2 separate regions of the Homo sapiens genome follow, and region 2 is linked to region 1. A link is a loop called in an ENCODE intact Hi-C map of the cell type or tissue named here. Cell type or tissue: IMR-90. All regions are shown on one strand.

Region 1 (5,000 bases):
CCTTGGAGAAACAGCTCATTTGAGACAGCCAGGAGCAATTTAATCAGGCTAAGTTGGCCTGGCCCTGGGACCCCTGCCTTTTCCATGACAGCAGCGTCTGCTGAAAGCACATCAGAGCCCACACTTGCAAGTTCAAAGATGTCTGTCCCCAAGGTCTCAACCAGGGATGGCATCTTCTTCTTGGGGCACTTAGCATTTTGAGACTCTGGGAGAGTCCCCTGTGGGAACTGGGTGTACTGACACTGTGGAACCAAGGAAGCACCACGGCTGCAGAGAGACCCTGGGCCAGACCATCCAAATGAAGCCCAGGCACAGCAGAGGGCTCTGAGGAGGCGCAGGATGCAGGAGATGAAAGGGGAAAATGAAGGGGAGCCGCAGGTTCAAACTGCCCCTTCCCAGGAGTGAGCTACAGCTTGGCCACTTCTGTCTCATAAGAAGGAGGTTGTGACTTTGGGAGGTGGAGGGGGATTACAGCTGGGATTCCTGTTGCCTGCCTCCTGCCTCTGGGGCTCTCAGCTTTCTCTTCTCCCCAGGACTCTTTTCTTCCTCTCCCCCCACCTCCCCCCCCACTCCCCTCCTCCCCCTAGGTCCTGGCTCTCCCTCCCCGACCCGGTCTTCTTGGTACCAGCTAAGCCCTGGAGGGGCCACAGCCTCCCCTCCAGCCCCCCTGCCATGGGATGGCTGCTGTCTCCTTTGGATCTTTTTGCGGTCTGGGCTTGCTGTTCCTCTCAACAGTAGTCAGGAAGCCCTTACCCCAAAAAGTATCTGCGGGAGGCCTTGTCCACAGGGGAGGCTGCCCCAAGGGCTCCAGGTGAGTCACAGCAAACCCAAGAACAGTGAATGGAACTGGGGTCTCCTGGCTCTCCTTTAGAGTTGCTGAGTGACTTTAAGTCCAGCACTGAGCCTCTCTGGGCCTCACTTATGCCACTCTTTTCATCATTTACCAGTGGGCAATGTCAAGTGAGAGACTCCACAGATAAGAAAAATAAAGGAGTGGCTCAATTACATGCCAGGGAAAACCGCTTTGGTGGATGAAGGTCACACAGCTCTCCCAGCATTCTGTCCTCTGTATACAGATGATCTCCTTCTGAAATCCTTTTGGGGATGACCCCCTTCCACACCATGGACACTTCTGGGTGGGTTGTCACTCAAGAGGTCCTGCCCTCTTCTGCCCACTGGGTGGACACAAGAATTGAAATCTGTAAAGGATACTGAGATTGGGAACAAAATAATTGATGCTGATTGATCCCAGCAGTGTATGGCGAGAAGATGACAAGCTTCCACTGCCTGTATCACTGACTTGCCTAATGTCTGCCCTGCCCTGGCCTGGATCTTAACCGCGCCCTTCATTCTGTGAACTACCCCCAAATCCTTCAAATAAAGTCCTTGATTGCTTGTTAGAGTCAATAATATTGCTTGCTGAGGATCCAGAGACCTCTAGAGAGAGGAGGTGGAATTGCACACCCTGGGAAAGAGGAAGGTGTGAGTTACCATCCCTGGGGGAGGCCCCACAGGTGTCAGCCCTCAGGGGGCAGGGGACTGACAGGGGACAGAGCTGACAGCAGGGGTCATATACAAGAGTTGGGTTGGGGGCCTAAGGAAACTTCCCCAAAGGTGAGAACCATGTTGGGATAAAGGACAGAGGAGGACCTATATGATATGGAGAGAAGTGAAATACAGCTAAGTGGGGTCCTCACCTCTAAAGAGGCCAGGGGCCGGGCACATCTGTAATCCCAGCACTTTGGGGAGCCGAGGTGGACAGATCACTTGAGGTCAGGAGTTCAAGACCAGCCTGGCCAACATGGTGAAACCCCGACTCTTACTAAAAATACAAAAATTAGCTGGGCATGGTGGCGCAAGTCTGTAATTGCAGCTACTTGGGAGGCTGAGGCAGAGAATCGCTTGAACCAAGGAGACAGAGGTTGCAATGAGCCGAGACTGCGCCACTGCACTCCAACCTGGGTGAGAGAGCAAGACTCCATCTAAATAAATAAATAAATGGGGCAGAAAACAGGTTATGCCAATTACAGGTTGTTGTAGATTCCCAGTCCCTCCTCCTCATGCCGGATAGCTGGGGGATCGACACTGCAGCCGCGGTGAGGCCACGGCAGGTCAGGAATGACCACACGGACATCCATCTTGTTGTCCACCACTGACAATGAGACGGATGACCAGGCTCCCGAGTGCCGAGTGCCGTAGTGCTCTGCGGCCAGGAAATGGCCAGGGGCCAGGGACCCTCCTTATCTGGAATCCTCCCACTCGGCCCTGGGGTGGCCACTTGTGCCGAGACAGCCCAAGGTTGGGGGCGTGGCATCAGGCCTCCCCAAGGCCTTTACTGCTGCAGAGCCACAGCCCTCAAGAAACAAGGCCCCTGGAAGATTCCTTCCCTAAGCAGAAGCTGCTGGAGGCCATTTTAAGGCAATATGTGAGCTGGCGTGTCGCCTGCAACTGAGTTCAGAGGTGCTAAAGGATCCTGAGTGGGGCTGGGGGTTTGCTGTGGAGGTTCAGGAAGAAAGGCTGGGTTTACGGGTCCAGGAACAATTACTGCAGGTTTGTGAGGCCAACCGAGCCCCCACTAGGTGACAGCCAGACAGCAGTGGGAGAAGGGACGATGGCGACGAGCAAAACGGCACGGCTGAATAATACCTGTGACCACGGGAGCTCCTGCCCCTGATGCTATCCTGACCCTCCCCATCCCACCCAGCTGCAAAGCAGTTGTTGCTCTGCCACCTGCTGCCAGCATGCGGGTGGGAATGCGTGTGCAGCTCAAGGGTGGCATCGTGTGGTCATAGTGGGGTAGTGCACCTCACAGCTTCCAAAGAGCTTCATTCTGCGGAGTCACTCAAGGAATTTTGAGTCTATGTGCCAGACTCTGTTCTAGGACTGCAAGATCTTTCCTAACAGAATCAGAGTTTTTGTGAGGAGCAGTCTTGAGGGGTGCAGAGCCTGAGAGGGGAAGGGGAGAAGAGAAGGAGAGAAGGAGAGAAGGAGGGGAGGTGGGAGGGGGAGGGTTGCTAGAGCCCCTTGGTGAGCGTGTCTACAGCCAGACTGCTCTAGGGCACCTTTCAAAGTGGCTTCTGGGTCCACATCTCAGGCATTTGACGACTTAACCCTTTGCATGAGCCTCGCAAATTGCAACTCAAATCCCTGCCACCCTAGAGAACCTATTCCCTCCAGAGGGAGAGGGACTCAGGAGAGGCACTATTCCAAAAAGGCTCCTGTTCCCAATGTTAAAGGAAAGAACCCAGACTTCAGAATCAATCCGATCTGGATTCAAATCTCAGGTTGTCCCTGCGCCAGCTATGTGGCCTCAGGAAAGTCCTTAGCCCTCTCTGTGCCTCGGTGTCCTCATCTGTAAAACAGGGAAAATCATGCCCCTCTGACAGGGCGGTGGGTTCTAGTCAGTGAAATAATGTCAGGACAATGGATGGTCCCCACCATAAAAAGCAAGGCCCCCGATTCTGTGTCCAGGGGTATCAGCTCTGGGGGGCATCTGCTTGGCTGCTCATGAGTGGCTGTCTTTCCACAGCTGTGTGGATGTGTCTGGCATTTAGCAGTCGGTTGTCTGAAATCAGCCATGGAGTTTTGCCCCCTGCTTTATTGCTCCCAAGCAGGTTCCTCACCTGCCGAGCGCCTGCGGCTGTGTGCCAAAGGCTGAGTGCGCCACAGCGAGGAGCAGCTGCCAGACCTGGAGTGAGCAGAGGGAGAAACTGGACTTCAGAATAATCAGAGCTGGATGCTAATCTCAGGTCCCACCTGCACTAGCTGTGTGGTCTCGGGAGAGTCTTACGGGTGGGAAGGACCAGGGCCTTGTGGGCTGAGAGGCTTGGGGAAGCCAGGGGGAGCCAGGTCCCCTCACTGCTCTCGAAGAACCGGCAGTGGTGTTGGAACTCCCAGAGCTGGAGAGGCTCAGGCCGGGAAGGGCTGTCCTGACCTGCGGGCCATCATGGCCTTTCGGGGAGGGAGGGAGGAGATGAAGAGGTGGCACAGAATTGACAAAGGAAAGGCAGGAATGAAAAGGAAGGTGGGGGAATGTGGAAGGCAAAATGAGAAGTCTCTCCGGGTGGCTGATGTCACCCTTTCTGATTGCTCGAGGTGCCAGCAGGGGCACCTTGGCAAGGTGTCCCCTCTCCCAGGAGGCTGAGACCAGGATCTGATCCAAGCTGGGCCACCTGGAGAGAGTGGCCTGAACTAGTCTCCATCATGCTCTGGGCCTGGGTTTCTGCATTTGTAAAATGAGAGGAATGTGCTGGATCAGATACAATCTCCTCTCCCACCAGGCCCACCCCACACTCGGCAGGAAAGCAAGGACTGGGGCCCCAACAGCTGTCCTTGAGAGTGGGAGCCGCTGAGGGCACAGGAAGGAGTTTTGGGGGCGGCAGGCAGGGAAGCAAGCAGGATGGGAACGCCAGGCTCTCAGGGGAAGGAACCAGATAAATCATCAGCAAGGAAAACCTATAGGTTTCCCCAAAGTACAATTTGAATAGAAATGTCAAATGCACCTGGAGTTATTACACCCTGTAATCCTAATGACATATAATCCTATACACCAACAGGATAATATCACGAGTGTGTGTGGCAACACTGCCGCATGTTAATCCTGCCTGCCTCCTGGGATGATCTTTCTCATCCCAGCAGAGCCTACAGAGCCTCCTTTGTTCTTCCCAGAAGTGGCCTCATCGGGCTGGACCTGGGGGAGGTGACCAAGGAAGTGAAAATCAAAGAGCCCAAGGAATGAAGCTGGCATGGCGCTAGTCAGGGGATGGACAGGTGTGGTTTGGTGCTTTCATTTTTTGCCTAATCTGGATGCATCCTAAGTCCCCTGGAAGTTGCCAGCCCCACATCAGCATCTGTGTTGAGGACCCTCTTCTCTCCCCGCCTACCCCCGCCCCTAACCCTTTCCTTCTCTCTCATTCTTCCTTTCCTGTATCCTTCCCTTTCTTCCCCAGCATCTATGCTCTGTTCTGCCAGGAGCACTCTCGGAGATATGGTTCGTCCTC
Region 2 (5,000 bases), 290 kb before region 1:
TTTTTTCTTTTAGAAACAAAACCTTAGGCATATTTTTCTTTATTCGAATTTTTTGTCAAAGTTTCTGTTTTTAAATGCATCAAATATAAGTGAGTGAAAAGGATAGAAATTATCTGTACTACTAACTCTTCTATTCACCACAATGTGGGTTTCCTTATTTATTTCTTTTTCTTTTAAGTATTGTAAGCTCTTTTCAGGATGGGAGGCCTTACTGTGTTATTCTTAACTATACAGTCAGGTCCTAGAAGAGTATATGGCACCAAGTAGGTGCTTAGCAGATATTGTTGGATGAATGAACGCTGTAAATAGTTCTACTAGAATTGATTTAATCAGCCTTCTATTGTTGGATGTTGGGGTTGTTTTATTGTTTTTTCTTCTCATAAACATTTGTTCCTTCAGATAAATCACAGTCTATAATTATTTTCTCAGAACATGTCCATAAAGTAGAAACCTAGGCCAAAGAATAGCATATATTTTTTAACAACATCATCCTATAAATCTTTATTGAGTAAAATGATTGGGTTTTTAATTGGATGCATTTGTTGTTCTTCAAAATATTGACCACTTTCTGTTTTAATTAGTAATAAATTTCTATCATAATTGTTGCCATTTTTCTCCATGTTAGAAAAAACTGGAACTTTCTCTTCTGAATTGTATAATTATCTATTTTTATTAATGCTTTAAAAATGTAAGGCTTTTAAAAGACTAATTAGACATAAAAATAAAACTTTCACTTAAGGTTTATTGAACCTATACTGGTATGTCTGCAGGCAAAAATGAATGTTCAAAGTACTTTTAGGAAGTATGAAAAGTGTTTTAGCCATTTAGCCTTTACTAACATTTATTTTGATTTTAAGGTAATTTTTATATTATAGGTTACTTGCTGACTTTTTTTCTTCTCTGTTCTTTTCTGAAGTTGCATTCTTGTGTTGGGTGGGACACAGTTAAGTGTGACATGAATTTCCTTGCCCCAAGTTCTTGATTTGCCCATGAAATGAAGACTTGTGCCTCATCAGATGTCTTTTAAATTTTTTACTCTGCACATTTTATTTTAATTATCTCTGAAGGCATTTTCTGGTTCTGTAATAAGTTCTTACCTCTTGCCTATAGAGACTTTGGAAGTGATAAAAATTGATCTAAAACTGTTAAAGAAAAAAATAGTATTTTAAACCTGTTAAGTTATTGTTTAATCCTAGCCTTGTAATTGATGTGCACAGTTGTAGATGGTGGTTGATTTGCTTTATTTTGTATTCTCAATGCCATATACCATGTGTAAGCTATGTTTTTAGCCCGGTCTCATGTCTCAATTCTGAAAATGTGGAAGATGTTTATTGTAGTATTCCTATAAAAATTCATTATCATTTAATTCTTAGAAAAGTAACTCTAGAGTTGTTAAAAGTCTAAATGGCCTTTTTCTGTGTTTATCTTTACCAGTTCAAAATAGAAATGCTACTTTTAACTATTACAATTTAATGGTGTATTTGATATAAATTGGATGTTTACGATTTGAGTAAAGTACCTGCTTTCGTAGAATATTTTAGCTGAAAATAATTGGAAGGTATACCTCCCAGTGTTAAACTCTCCTATAAACATTTTCTTCTTACAAATTGGTATTTCTGAACCACTATCTCTTATTCCTGTGTTTGAGTAGATACAATTAAGTTTCATACTAAAATAAATTTTCTTCACATCATTACTAAAGCATTCAGTTATTTCAAAAATATAGTACATTACTATACTGATGAATAATGGAAGAAGTTTGTCTGTTGATTCAACATATTCAAGAGTAGGATAGTTTTTCTCCTGAATAAAACTACAAAATCAATAGTGGATTTACTTACTTGACCTCAAAGAGATAAGACATTTTGTCTATGAAATAGTTTATAGTTTTTTGTTTGTTTGTTAAACAAAAATGAAGGGAAATAAACCAATAAAGCAGAAGGCATGGATTGAGGAAGCAATCTGGGAAAGGTTGTGAAAAGAATTGCCAGAGTCTTGGTCAAGGGGAATCCTAGCAAGCCACCCTGCAGAGGTCGCAGGAGGATGGAAGAACTCTTGGGAGGAAGCTCTCTAACTGGAGGGCTATCATTTACAAAGCCATGATACTATAAACACTGAGTATTGAGTTAACAAAAAATTGTAAGACTAGTGTGTTGAGAAGTTAGAGTATGGAAAAAAGGGGAAAAGGGACAGTTTGGGATGAGGTAGGGAGGCAGATTTATTCATGGAAGCTTTTCTATACAGCAAGAATTATGAGCCATACCTTTCAGATAGTTCTGTGGGTTGGCAGCCCTCATCACCTGGCACCTTTGGCACTGCCTTGATAGCTGCCTCTCACCCAAGTTAGAGAAAGAGGATTGAAGACAGGAAGAAAGCAAGCTTATGTGCTTGATACTTTATCCTAACTAGGTATATTCTTATTTCCGCCCTTTTTACTTGAGGCACAGATACACCATCATCTGCACTTTCTGTGCCTAACTTATCTTAACAAAAAAAAAAAAAAAAGCATTCTCTAGAATAAGCCAAGGGCATTGTATTTTCTGTCGATGATAAAATGCAGATTTTTACCACTAAAAGGCAATGACTTCATTTCTAAAGGTTAAATTGAATGGTTCTCACAGCATAATTTCATATGGTTAAATTTGGGAAACTGAAAGTCATTCAGTAAGAGAACAATCTCTGAGCTTGTATAGAATTTGTATTTGATTGAGAATTGGGTATTACTTTATTCACATTAAGCTGTATCACATGATTTTATTTCAAGGTAGAAAAGAAATGTCAGTAGGCATAAGTACTTAGTAGAACTTTTTTCTTTATTTGAACAAAATGTGTCCTCTTTATGGCCTGTGAGGATGACCTCATGCTCCATCTGATGCTTTCTTTTAGCTATTGCCCAAGAGTTTAGACTTTCTTAAGCTGCTTTTGTGGAACCAGTGAGACTTTTTTTCTGTGCTTTTCTAACCCCTTGCTTTCTCATCTAAACCATTTTCTTTTTAAATTTTTTAAGTATTTTAATACACTAGTATTCAAAGTAGTGATCAAAGTAGATGATTTAAAACATAATGAATGGGTGGTTAATTTTGAACTTGATATTCTCTCCAAACTACTTACAGATTAGTTAGGGGAAAAGTTTTCTTGAGTTAAAAATTAAAATATTGTATATTCTTCCTGTGCACGTTGTTTTTATTGTGTTGTTGTATATTCTTAAAGGTATAATTTATATACAGTAAAATGTTCTCATTTTTAGCATATAATTCTGTGAGTTTTGGCAAATGTGCATTTTGAGAAACGTATATTTATGAAATCATCACCATAGTCAAGATATTAGAGCTGTTCCATTGTCCCAATTCCTCCATTCCTTTTAGAGTCAACTTCTAGTCCCTGGCAACCACTCATGTTTTTCTGTTTAACTATAGTTTAACCTTTGTCAGAATGTCATACAAATGCAATCATGTATTTGAGATTCATACGTGTTGTTGCCCATGTCTTTTTTAGCGTAGAGTAGTATTCCATTGTGTGGTGTACTATAATTTATACCCAGTTGAGGGATATTTAGGTTATTTCCAATTTTAGTGATTATGAATAACGTCCAGACCATTATCTTTGCTTTGCCTTGCTTTGTTTTTTTTAAAGAATGAGACAGGGTCTTACTCTGTCATCCAGGCTGGGAGTGCAGTGGTGCGCCATCACTGCTCACTGTAGCCTCGACCTCCCAGGCTTAAGCTATCCTCCCACATCAGCCTCCTGAGTAGATAAGACTACAGGTGTGCAGCACCATGCCCAGCTGATTTTCTTTTTTTCTTTCCTTTTTTTTTTTTTTTTTTTTTTTTTTTTGTTTTGTGAGGCAAGATCCCACTGTGATGGCCAGGCTGGTCTCTAACTCCCGGGCTCAAGCAATGTTTTTGCCTCAGGCAAAACATTACAGGCATGAGGCCACCGTGCCTGGCTCAGACCATTTTCTGAGGGTCCCTAATCTATTCCTCTAACATTATTTCACTTTATCTTAGTGAACTGCGGTGATTGTCCGAATGGTGCTTTGCATGTTTTCATTCTAAACATAGAGATGTGTCTTCTCTTCCTAAGTATTTGCCAAGTTCTGGTTTCATTTCTCAGTATTGTACACTGTGGAAAGGAAGAAATAAATGGTGGGTAGGACCAACCAAATAAAAGTGTTTGTAGATGTCTGACTTTCTTAGGGCTCCTTAAACTCTTAGATGATTTAGTTCCTTGCAAGTCTGATTGGAGAGTAATTGTTTTCTTCCATATGTTGGAGTGCTATCCTTGCACTACTTTGCCCTGTGGCTTCCTTCTTCTAGTTGGGCAAGCATACCATTCCTGCCCCCTTTGGAAACTTTGCTTAGCCAGGATATTTCTTTTAATAATTGTAATACTCTCTGTTGAGGGCATCACTGATTGGAATGATACATCCTAAGCTCAGGGCTTTCTTCCAGCTTAATGCTCCTACAGATGTCCAAATGTCCTCTTGACTCATGCTCCCAGAACTGGAGCTCAGAGCCTGGGCTGCGGTTTCTCCTATGTTCAACATGGTGCAGGCCTGAGTGAGGTGCTTTACCAACCAAGTAAACAGTGTGAGAATCTGTAAACCACAGACAACACTTAATGATTTTCCATTTTTTAAGAGACAAGGCTAGAGTGTCACCCAGGGTAGAGTGTTGTGGCATGATTATAGCTCTCGGCAGCCTCAAACTCCTGGGCTGAAGCAATCCTCTTGCCTTAGCCTCCCAAGCAGCTGGGACTACAGGCCCGCACCACCATGCTTGGCTAATTTTTAAATTTTTTGTAGAGATGGGGTATTGAACTCCTAGCCTCATGTGATACTCCCATCTCAGCCTCTCAGAGCGCTAGGATTACAGGCATGCGCCACCCTGCCCAATTATTGAAAGATAATTGATGGCCTAGCTTTAGCACCTTTTTTTTCTGTTGTAATTTTTTTGTTTGGGGGTTTGTTTTTGTCAGTGTTCTCCTCTGTGTTCACTTCA

What was found. Hi-C counts contacts between places; a loop is a spot of excess contacts. Peaks named below come from ENCODE experiments on the same cell type or tissue, not always from the same donor. Only the 100,000 strongest peaks of a DNase experiment are listed, where the experiment ranks them.
Region 2: it touches region 1 in a loop (3-fold over the local background); 2 of 110 quality-filtered maps call a loop at or near these places.

Annotation. Positions count from the first base shown.
Region 1 is chr7:128,207,177-128,212,176 of GRCh38, forward strand. MIR129-1 (microRNA 129-1) reads left to right here and starts at 696; the gene lies at 696-767. The region is part of intron 1 of LOC124901744 (a long non-coding RNA gene); the gene reads left to right. In IMR-90, CTCF peaks have their summits at 1,437 and 2,778 (motif pointing left); a DNase peak (open chromatin) is centred at 2,775; H3K27me3 peaks cover 2,493 bases.
Region 2 is chr7:127,918,370-127,923,369 of GRCh38, forward strand. All of the region lies in intron 14 of SND1 (staphylococcal nuclease and tudor domain containing 1), which reads left to right. Among named protein-coding and RNA genes, the nearest start is that of SND1-IT1, 77 kb to the right of the region's middle. In IMR-90, no CTCF peak of the experiment used is centred here; a DNase peak (open chromatin) is centred at 2,872.